2 separate regions of the Homo sapiens genome follow, and region 1 is linked to region 2. Evidence: chromatin contacts called from ENCODE Hi-C or POLR2A ChIA-PET data. All regions are on one chromosome and are shown on one strand. The core of a region is the stretch at or near the end of the contact, and the rest is flanking DNA. Distances in the headings are between cores, read along the strand shown.

Region 1 (6,414 bases), core at 3,544-6,043, 540 kb before region 2:
GGCCAATGTGGTGAAACTCTGTCTCTACTAAAAATACAAAAAATTAGCTGGGCGTGGTGGCGGGCACCTGTAATCCCAGGTACTCGGGAGGCTGAGGCAGAAGAATTGCTTGAACCCAGGAGGCAGAGGTTACGGTGAGCCAAGATTGCACCATGGCACTCCAGCCTGGGCAACAGAGGGAGACTCTGTCTTAAAAAAAAAAAAAAAAGAAAGAAAAAAACAAGCAAGTCAGAGGATCCAGTTCAGATCTCACATTCTGCTGTTATAAGGTTCTGGTCCTGGTACACACACACACACACACACACACACACACACACACACACACACACAGGGTATTGGCTATGGACCTCTCATCTTTCATTGAAAACCCCCCATTCCTTCTTTTTCTTACTGGAATCTTGTGTTCTTGTCCAGGTAGTTGGGTAGACTGAACTCCAAACTGTGTGCTTACTGCACCACCTGGTGAAAGAGTTGCAGTATCTGCAGTTTTTATCTACTCCAGTGAGTGGACGAGGCCACAGATGTCAGAAAGCTCTCCCCGTATTCTGAAACAAGGGCCGTCCTTCACTACCAGATCCCTTTTCAGTGCCTGACCATTTTATGAACCCAAATCTGTTTCTAACCTTCACCAGCATTTTGATTTTAATTTGGAAGAGGACCATGTGCCTGAGCATCAAACCATTCAAATGGAGCAAATAAGAACAGAGCTTGGCATGAAAACGAAAGAAAGACATGAAAAATCCATTTGGCACATGTTTATGATAGGAGCATAGGGCAAGCAACAACTGACAAACTTCAGGGAGAAATAGGTAAGTCAACAATTGTAGTTTGAAATATTACCAGACTCTTCTATGGTCAAGCAGAGGTGTTAAAAATAGGGGCAATATACTTAATAAGATTGAGCTATTAGCTCTATATAGCACTTTATACTTGGGGATAAAGAATATGCATTCTTTTTGAGATATTCAACATTTAAAACAATTTGGTAAGCTATAATGGAAGCCTTTACAAATTCCAAAGGATCCTTATTATTCAGACTATATTATTTGATAATAATGCAATATAATTAGAAATTTATAACAAAAGTCAAATTTTTTAAAATTTCAGGACAGACAGGCCAATGCCTATAAATTTTGGAGGAGGAGAGAAATAATGAATAACTTCAATTTTTTTAAGAAAAAGCTGGGTGATGTAGGGGCGGAAAGGGGATGATTTCTTTTCTCCTCATTATAAAGAATCACAGAAGGCCGGGCGCAGTGGCTCATGCCTGTAATCCCAGCACTTTGGGAGGCTGAGGCGGGTGGATCACCTGAAGATGGGAGTTGGAGACCAGCCTGACCAACATGGAGAAACCTCGTCTCTACTAAAAATACAAAATTAGCCGGGCATGGTGGCGCATGCCTGTAATCCCAGCTACTTGGGAGGCTGAGGCAGGAGAATCACTTGAACCAGGGAGGCGGAGGTTGCAGTGAGCCGAGATCGCGCCATTGCACTCCAGCCTGAGCAACAAGAGTGAAACTCAGTCTCAAAAAAAAAAAAAAAAAAAAAGAATCACAGGAGACACTCCTATAATGAAACACAGAATAACAACAGAAAACACATGCATGGGAGTCTACAAATATGAAAACTCAAGTACAGGGCCAAAGGACTGACACTTAAATACCCTCTTCATTAGGGAGAGGGAAGTGCGGAGTGTAAGAATAAATGATTTTCAGGGGAAATGAATGGACCTGGAAAACAGAAATTAACTTGTAAATAATTCTCTTTGGAATTTGGATGCGCACAAGAGGCAGACATCATCTTGTGAAAAAAGCTGGGCGTAGTGGCTCAAGCCTGTAATCCCAGCACTTTGGGAGGTTGAGGTGAGAGGATTGCGTGAGTCCAGGAGTTCAAGAATAGCCTGGGCAACATGGGGAGACGCCGTCTCCAAGAAATATCAAAAATTAGGCATGGTGGCACACTCTTATATTCCCAGCTACTCAGGAAGCTGAGGCAGGAGGCTCACTTGAGCCTGGGAGGTTGAGGCTGCATGAGCCATGTTTGGCCACTTTACTCCAGCCTGGGTGACAGAGTGAGACCTTGTCTCAAAAAATAAATTAAATAAATAAATGTCTTGGGAAAAAGTTCATCCAGGTGTGGTTACATTCTTCAGTCTTGCTTTTCTGAGATAATGAGATTTCAGGGAGAGGACGGAAGGCAATTGTGGTCCTATTTCGGGGTCTGGTTTCTAGGTAGATAAGAGAACTTCATTAAAAATTTTTTCTTAAACTTTATCAACTCCCAAGCACCTGGAAACTTCAGAAAATAGCCTCATTCTGTGCTTTGAGAGAAACAAAGAATTCAGAAACAGGAGTTGGGGGAAGGTCAAAGAGATCATGAGCCTGCTTCTTTAGTCCAGCATGTCAAAGAACCATTGGGATACCAGTTTCTGAGTCCCAACATTGACTTCCAAAAGAATCAAAATACAATCTTACGGATTTCGTCCAATGGAAAAATAGAAATTGTAGAAAATTGATAACATTTTTAATCCAAAAGAAGATAGGAAAAAGTAAAAAGAAGAAAATAAAGAGCTCATACAAAATAAAATGGTAGATCCAAATGTATTCATAACTATAAGAAAGATAAACATATTTGTCAGAGGCGTTCAAACCAGAATGACTCCATCTTGAATAGGGGCTGGGTAAAATAAGGCTGAGACCTACTGGACTGCATCCCCAGATGGTTAGGCATTCTAAGTCACAGGATGAGACAGGAGGTCACAAGATATAGGTCACAAAAACCACACTGATAAGACAGGATGCAGTAAAGAAGCCAGCTAAACCAGCTACTCAGGAGGCTGAGGCAGGAGAATCGCTTGAACCCGGGAGGCAGAGGTTGCAGTGAGCCGAGATTGGGCCATTGCACTCCAGCCTGGGCAACAAGAGCGAAACTCCATCTCAAAAAAAAAAAAAAGAAGAAGAAGAAGCCGGATAAAACCCACCAAAACCAAGATGATGACGAAGGTGACCTCTGGTCATCCTCATTGCTCATTATACATTAATTATAATGCATTGCCTTGTTAAAAGACACTCCCACTAACACCATGACCATTTACAAATGCGATGGCAATGTCCAGAAGTTACCCTATATGGTGTAAAAGGAAGAGGAACCCTCAGTTCCAGGAATTCCCACCCCTTTCCTGGAAATCTAATGAATAATCCACCCCTTGTTTGGCATATAATCAAGAAATAACTATAAATATACTCAGTCGAGCAGCCCATGCCACTGCTCTGTCTATACAGTAGTCGTTCTTTTATTCCTTTACGTTCTTCATAAACTTGCTTTCACTTTACTCTGTGGACAGGCCCTGAATTCTTTCTTGCGGGAGATCCAAGAATCCTCTCTTGGGGTCTGGATTGGGAGCCAATAACATATTTAACTCAGATATTAAAGGACAGAACGTATCAGATCAGATCACAGTTCTACACTGTCTCAAAAAATAATAATAATTTTTATTTATAAGGTAGGATATTCTATGGACCTCTGTTTCATGGGTCTCTGCCTGTTGCACCGTCTCCACCCCTGGTAATTATGACACCTAGCACATGCTTTAAAACCTTCTCGGTTGCCCACCTACAAGATACTTCAAACCAAGAGAATGGCTCTCGAAGCCCTTCACCATAGAGCCACAGTCTCCAGGTCTGGACCATTTGACAGCACCTTTCCCCCACACCCTCCCTTCCAACCACACCTGGCTCCCAAACTCCCCAACCTCACGGCCCCACTCACAACTGGGCATTGCCCACCTGTTAGCTCTGCCTAGAAGGCCTCTCCCCCTGGCCCATCTCTTCTGCCTGGCAACCAAACTACTATTGGTTCAAGACCCAGCTCCAACAGCACTTGCTCTGTAAAGCACTAGCCAACTGCTCTGCACCCCCTTCCCCGCTGCGTGGTCTCCCTGCATCATTCCTGCAGCCCTTCTTTCCTCTCTCCTGCCCTTCCTCCATCCTTCCTTCCTAATTCAATGAAATACAGGGCCTCTGGGCCGGCCCTGCTAGGCACTGAGGAGTCAAGGTTGAAGGGGGACAGAGATCGGTAATGACACTATTAGTGCCAGTCGTGAGAACCTCAAGGACAGAGCAGCTCCATGTGCCCAGCCCTCAGCACCAGCCTGGCGCCTTACAGGTGCTCGAAGGACATCTGTTGAGCGGAAAGATTCTTTGGAGGGTGTCCTAACCTCTGGTTCCTGTGAATGTGATCTTATGTGGAAATAGGATGTGATCAGGTTAAGATGAATCCTACTGGATTGGGTGGGCTCTAATCCTATAACCCGTGTTCTTATAGGAGGGAGATGTGGGCCTGGACGTACAGGAAGACAGAGACTGGAGTGAGGCATCTGTAAGCAAACGCACAACAAGAAGTGCGGGCAGCCGCCAAAAGCTAGAAAGAGGCCAGGAAAGACTCTCTCTAGAGCCTGCGGAGGGGGCACGGCCCTGCCCACGCCTTGATTTCAGACTTCTGGCCTCCAGAACTGTGAGAGAAGACACCTCTGCTGCCTTAAGCCACCCAGTTAGTGGTAATTTGTTACGGCAGCTCTAGGAAACAGAATACAGAGTCCAAGCAGGAGTCAGTTTCTCATAGACTCCTAGGTCGCATCCCCTACCCGCTGGAGGCCCTGGCTGTCACACCCCCGACTCTCCGCTGACCCCCGCTTTGCATAACCTGGAAGCTAACTCACCACACGCCCAAGCGTCCCCTCCAGCCGCAGAGGGCCGCCTCCTCATTCGACACTAGATGGCGCCAGCGGGCTGAGCCGGCCCGGCTTCGTGGGATCCTGGTGGGTGGGGTGAGTCGCCCGCGGGCCGAGACCACAAATCCAAGGTGAAGATCAGACATCCAACTTCTTCGAGTTCTTCCCAGGGAAAGTGGCTTTTTTTCCGTTCAGAGGGAGGAAATCGGACCCTCCGCCCTGCCCGCCCGGCGCGCCCTTGCGGCCTCAGGTCTGAGCCGCCCGTGGCGCTTCCTCCGGCCTCTGCTGCAGGCCCGGGCGCTGCTGAGCCTGCGTGGGGGCGCGCAGGCGGACCGCGAGGGCGTCGAGCACCCTGGCCTGCGCAGGCAGAAGGATATGCCCTTGTGCTGTGGGCTGAGCCGAAGCTGGGGCTTTCCGGGCGTGGGGACGGCTGCCTGCCAAAGGGCATGGCAGCAGGGAAAGAAGACGGGGTGGATCCACTCCTCTTCGTGGACCCTGTATTTTCTTCTTTTTTTTTCAATTTTAAAATTTTGCATCATTAGTTTTGTTTTGGTTTTTTGTTTGCTTGTTTTGAGACAGGGTGTCACTCTGGCGCCTAGGCTGGAGTGCAGTGGCGCAAACACTGCTCTCTGCAGCCTCGATCTCCTGGGCTCAGGTGATCCTCCCACCGCAGCCTCCATACTCCATCCCAGGAATGAAAAACTAGGCCTGCAACAGACCTGGCAGAGCCGTGGGCATGGTGCCTCCAAGATCTGGCCATGGAGAAAAATGAGAGGGTTTTAAATTACTGCCTCTCACAGGTGGGCTATACTCTGGTCCTTCAAGTTCCCTTACGTCTTCCTGTGGGAGACACACCACTTCCATTTCACCCCAGAAGCAATTTCCTGAAACAGGCTTTGGTCCTCCCCTCTGAACAAGTGTGATGGACCCTGCTCCGCATCCTGGTCACAGTCCACAGACCCATGTGTCCCAGCCCTCTGCACAGGTTCCCTGCACACTCTTTTCCAAATCAAAGCAATTTGTTCATTCCTCTGTCCTTCCCGCCTTTCTTCTCCTTGCTATGCATAGACATAAGCAGACTTTTTGACTCCTTTGTCTGTTTCTCATTCCTTTCCATGCAGTCCGCCACAAAGCTCAAGACCCCTTCGCCTGAATGATTTTCCCAAATACATGAGCAATTCTGTCAACTCTTCCTAGCTAAGTCAAGCCCACCTTGTGCTCTCATCATCTGAGGGCTAATGAACATCTTTTACCAGATGCCTACAGTGGTCTTTCCAGTTAGTGTCCACTCCAATCCATTGTCCATCAAGTTCTTTCCCGTTATGTTACACTGACAGCACACCATTCTTCTCTTCAGTATCCTTCAACGGCTCCCATTTGCCTATGGAATCACATCCATATCCTTAGTATGGCATTCAAAGTCCTGCCCCACTGGGTGTTTTCTTCCCTTTCTCACTAGTTCCCTCACCAGCCCCTTCCATGCTGGCTGCCTGCCCATTCTCTGGATGTGTTCCTTTTTTTTTTTTTTTTTTGAGACAGAGTCTCACTCTGTCACCCAGGCTGGAATGCAGTGGCGCCATCTCAGCTCACTGTAACTTCTGCCTCCCAGATTCAAGTGATTCTTCTGCCTCACCCTCCCGAGTAGCTGAAACTACAGGCATGAGCCACCATGCTGGGCTAATTTT
Region 2 (5,503 bases), core at 2,244-4,743:
CGTCTCAACCACCCAAAGTGCTGGGATTACAGGCGTAAGCCACCGCGCCCGGCTCCCATCTCTTAAAAGAAAAAAATAATTGACAAGTTGACTGTAAAATTAATCTGGAAAAGAAACTAATAATAACCAAAAATATTGTTTTTTAAATGAGAGTACATGAGCTGATATAGTATATGACTTCCAATAAAATAATAATCATGATGGAGTATTTACCCTATTAATGTCAACATATAACATATAGTTTAATATAGGATGTTGTGGTATTGGTCCAGCAAAATAGAAAAGTATGCCATAGAACAGAAGACAGTCTAGAAACAGATCCTGTATGATAAATGAGCACATGAGGCCAGGCGAGGTGGCTCATGTCCATAATTCCAGAACTTTGGGAGGCTGATGGGGGAGAATCTCCTGAGGCCAGGAGTTTGAGACCAGCCTGAACAACATAGCAAAAACTCATCTCTATCTCTACAAATAAAAATTAAAAAGAAAAAAAAGAAATTAGTACATGGTAAGTGTGGCATTTCGGATTAATGGTTCAAGAATGGACTGACTAGGCCGGGCGCGGTGGCTCACACCTGTAATCCCAGCACTTTGGGAGGCCGAGGCAGGTGGATCACGAGGTCAGGAGATCGAGACCATCCTAGCAAACACGGTGAAACCCCATCTCTACTAAAAATACAAAAAATTAGCCAAGCGAGGTGGTGGGCGCCTGTAGTCCCAGCTACTTGGGAGGCTGAGGCAGGAGAATGGCATGAACTCGGGAGGCAGAGGTTGCAGTGAGCTGAGATCGCGCCACTGCACTCCAGCCTGGGCGACACAGCGAGACTCTGACTCAAAAAAAAAAAAAAGAATGGACTGACTGTTCGAGGTGACAGTATTTGGAAAACAACAATCACACACACACAATTCCAGAGGAATTAAAGAAAAAAAACTATTCCCACAAGAAGAACTTCAAGGAGAAAACAGAGCTTTAGGAGAAAACCCTCCTCTCTCTAAAAGTAGAGAAGGATTTTTCAACTTCAGCACAACTGACATTTTTGGCTGGTGAAATTCTTTGTTGTGGGAAGCTTTCCCGTGCGCTGTAGGATGTTTAGCAGCACCCTCGCTTTTACTCACTAGATAACCAATAGCAGCACCATCCTAGTGGAACAAACAAAAAATGTTTACAGACATTGCCAAATAACCCCGAGAGCAAAAATCTCTGCCATTTAAGAACCACTCGGATTGGGAATGATAGCCACAAAATACAAACACACACATAACAGACTGATAAATTAAAACCTAAAATTTTAAACTTTGTTTCAACAAAGATGCCATATAGTTAAAAGACAAGCAACAACTTAAAAAAGCAATAAGCAGGGAGTAAATATTATAAACACATATGAATAACAAAAGATCAAAATCCAGAACATATAAAATACTATTATAAATCAATAAGGAAAAGACAATCCAATAGAAAGAGATGTTTCTCAAAAGAGGAAATACAAATGGCTGACAATCATGAAGATGTTCAATCTCAATAGTAATCAGGGGAATGCAAATTAAAACAGCAAAGAGAAATCACTTTTCCATCCATCAGATTGGCAAAAACAAAAAAGATCGATACCATTAAATGATCAAAAGAGCATGGTGGGCCAGACACGGTGGCTCACGCCTGTAATCCCATCACTTCGGGAGGCCAAGGCAGGCGGATCACTCGAGTTTAGGAGTTTGAGACCAGCCTGGCAAATACGGTGAAACCCCGTCTCTACTAAAAATACAAAAATTAGCCAGGCGTGGTAGCGGGTGCCTGTAATACCAGCTACTCGGGAGGCTGAGGCAGGAGAATCGCTTGAACCTGGGAGGCAGAGGCTGCAGTGAGCTGAGATCACGCCACTGCACTCCAACCTGGGCAACAGAGCAAGACTCTGTCTCAAAAAAAAAAAAAAAAGAGAGAGAGAATGGAGGAAATTATTATCCACCGTGGGTGGCAGTTTGGCATTCCTAAATCCCCATACTCTCCCACCCAGCAATTCCACCTGCAGGTACCCATCCTTGAGAAATGCTCTCACATGGGCTCTCACAGAGGTGTGTGGGAAGGATGTTCTCCGCCATACTGTGTCTAACAATGAAAAACTGGAAACAATCTATGGAATCTTACATAACCATGGAATTTACAGAGCAAGTAGAAAGAATAGGTAGATCTCTAGGTACTGACAAAGAAAAAATTCCAAGACCCGTTTTTAAGCATAAAACGTCAAGTTGTGTAATGCATAAAACATGCATATTTGTAAAAGTTTAAAGCGAAATCTTACAAACATATATCTTATACGTACACATACTTGTCAAATAAATGCAAAGAAAAATACACACAAACTGACAACAGTTCTTATTTTGTGGGAAAGGGACTGGTAAAGAAGGTGGAGATGGAAAAAAACAAAATCAAAGAGGATCTGTCTTCCACACTCCCCACCCTCACCACCAAGAACATCAAGCTAAGAAAGATCTGTGTTTAAAATTTTTACATAATTTTGTTACAAGGCTTTATGCACGGACTATAACTAGAATATTTTAAAAATACATTTTTAAAACAAGCTCAACTTGACCAAATTTAATCCATCTTCCCCGCTGCGCCCCAACCCGCACTTCCTAATTCCTATGATTAACAAAACCTTTCAATTCCTTCTATCCTTGGAACAGAACTAAGAAAATAAAGTATAATTTCAATTTTGTGTTTTTGAGGAGAGGGTATATAAAGGAGTTTGAATGTTGGAATCATATCAAAAGCTTATCGGGGGATTGGTTTGTTTGTATTTTAAGGAGCAGATGTCAATTTTGTAATAAATAATGATTAAGGTTCTTAGTTTTGATCCATCCCAGGGATGTGAAAAGCCAAAGAGGTGGCTCCCGGCAAGGCCCAGAGCAGGGTGTGGTCTGGGAGGACAGGGATGGTAGCGAGGGTGGCGGCTCACACGAATCCAGGAGAGAAAACAGCAGCTGTTGCCGCGTCGAACCCGCAGCGCCCGAGGAGCTACCAGGTGCCGCGGGCGGGGCCTCCTTTTTAGCTGACTGGGACACGCAGCCTCGAAGGTCTGGTAGAGTCTCCCAGGGAGAGGGTAAGGGGGTCGAAAGGAGAGGCCCAAGGAGGGCGTGGGAGGCCGCGGGCAGGGGTGAGGCCCTCCTTGCGCACCTGGGTGCTGAACCGCCCCGCCGTGTGCGACGGGGGCGAGGGGGTCACGCCGAGGGGCGGGGAGAGGGGCAGGGCCAACTCGCTCCGGGACAGCGGGGGCCCCGCAATGTCACCCCCGTACACGGTAATATCCCCCCGCTCCACGACCCCTCTTAGTCTGCACTGGAAGCACCCCCTGCCCCGCGCACAATCCTGGTGCAAGGCTTCGCCGGCTTCTGAGCCTCACTTACCTGCTGTCTCGGACTGGGCCGCACACCTGCAGCGGGCTCACGTTAAAGACCTGGAACCTGTGCGGCCGCCTGCGCGCACCCACCCGGATTCACTAGGGCCGTAACCACTTCCGTTCCTGCGACAGGCCTGGAGGACGTAATCCCAGCTGGCGTGTGGGAACGGGCAACGCCATTTTGTACGGAAGCTACTGGGGCAGGTGATGCCTACCCAGTCTCTCTCCTCTGTTGAACAAAGGATCTGTTAAAATTGGAAGGGCTTAACGTCTTCTTCAGAAAAGTGACGCATTTGTTACTGGGATGGTATGTTTGTGTTTTGGTTTTGGCTTTGAAGGGAGAAACCTCCAGAACTCTCACAAATGTAATATGGGACATCGAATTTTCCTTCTTTAGTATCCTGCGTACTGTTTTTCTGCTAAACGATAACAGTAAATAGAAGGAAAGACACTGTATTTAAATAATGTAGTCTTCATTAGCAGTGCACATTATCCTATAGCCACTATAATAATTTTATGTACCCTCCTTTTTTTTTTTTTTTTTTTTTTTTGTAGATACTGTCTCCCTACATTGCCTAGGCTGGTCTCGAACTCCTGGGCTCAAGCGAACCTCACAACTCGGCCTCCCAAAGTGCTGGGATTACAGGCGTGAATGCCCAACCTATGCCATCTTTTATAGCGATAACCACAATACTTTTTGTTTATATATTAAATCGTTCATCCAATCAGTCTTTATTAGCAATTATATGTGAGGCAGTTAATCTGTGCTACATGCATGCTTTTCCTTTCTCATGGAATGTGTAAAACAGAAGGAGAAATGAGATGTGCATAAATAACCAATATAAGGTATAATAATAGCTACCATTTGTTGACTTTGTGCTCACCTGTTGCTAGGAACTTTGCAAAGCATTTTACTTATTTTTTCTCCTTTAATCCCCATAACAACCCTGTGAGGCAGTACTATTATTAGTGCCGTTTTACATAAAATAGAAAAAGGTTAAATAACTTCCTCAAGGTAATTCAGCAAGTAAGCACCGGAGTTAGGAATCAAACCTCATATTTCTGATTGCAGAGCATGTGGCCCCATCCTTTATACTATATTGCCTTCAATACAGGGGCAAATGTTTTAAATTCCATTGAATGAGTACCCATGGGGGAAATTTCCAGCTATTATAGAGGATTAACTCCCTGAATTTTTATCTGCTCCATCTTGAAACACTTAAAAAACAAAGGATAAAGAGGAAATGCAAATTAAAACCACAATGAGATATAGCTAAATGAAAAAGAAAATGTCAAGTATTGGCAAGATTGTGGAGCAACCACAACTCTCATATGCTCCTGAAGGGAACATAAATTGATGCAATCACTTTGTTTAACTGTTTGGCGGTATCAACTGAATCTGAATATGTGAAAAGACTTTGTTCCAACAATTTCACCCCTAGCTGGGGCACAGTGGCTCAACGTGTCATCCCAGCACTTTAGGGATTTTCACTGTGTTGCCCAGGCTGGTCTTGAACTCCTGGCCTCAAGCGATCCTCCCACCTCGGCCTCCCAAAGTGCTGGGCATCATGGTGTGCACCTGTAGTCCCAGCTACTCCAGAAGCTTAGGCAGGAGGACGTCTTGATCCCTGGAGTTTGAGGCTGCAGTGAGTTGTGATCACACCACTGCAGTCCAGCATAGGTGACAGAGCTAGACCCTGTCTCGAAAACAAAAACAACAAAAAACAATTTTACTCCTAGTTATATATATGCAACTGAAATGTCTGCATGTATTCACCAAAAGGACATGTACAAAAAAAAGCTCATACCCATACTTTCAACAGCCCCAAACGGGAAACTACCCAAATATCCCTGCTATTAGAAGTCACTGTATATAATGATTAATCTTAGGGTAGTAATAACTGGAAGGGAACATGAGGAGGTTCACGAAGTGCTGATAATGTTCTATTTCTTAATCTGAGTGCGGCTTTACATGTGTGTTCAGGTTATATTTGTGAGCACTTTTCTGGTTTCATATATACTTCGATAAAAGGGTTTTTAAAAATGATAGTAAAGGAGTGAAAAGTTTGTTAACCCAAAGAAGAAAGAACAGGAAAGGACATAGTACCAAA

What was found. Hi-C counts contacts between places; a loop is a spot of excess contacts on that map. ChIA-PET counts read pairs that join two places held with the same protein, here RNA polymerase II (POLR2A). Pooled maps may share reads with other maps.
Region 1: a loop to region 2 is called in a pooled map, with 2.4 times the contacts of the local background. The contact joins the enhancer-like site here to the promoter of EXD2 in region 2. A Hi-C loop is called at or near these places in 1 of 50 pooled maps. POLR2A ChIA-PET finds 5 or more read pairs at or near these places in 2 of 52 experiments (MCF 10A and activated CD8-positive, alpha-beta memory T cell).

Annotation. Positions count from the first base shown.
Region 1 is chr14:69,725,495-69,731,908 of GRCh38, reverse strand. No RefSeq gene overlaps it. Among named protein-coding and RNA genes, the nearest start is that of SRSF5, 38 kb to the left of the region's middle. Within about 2 kb of position 4,793, at least 26 of the 41 ENCODE cell types and tissues checked have a DNase peak (open chromatin) inside an H3K27ac peak, as active enhancers do.
Region 2 is chr14:69,189,488-69,194,990 of GRCh38, reverse strand. It overlaps EXD2 (exonuclease 3'-5' domain containing 2), which reads right to left and starts at 3,493. Exons shown (of 10, transcript NM_001193360.2): 1 at 3,400-3,493. The region is part of intron 3 of GALNT16-AS1 (GALNT16 and EXD2 antisense RNA 1); the gene reads left to right. RefSeq lists a silencer at 3,083-3,272.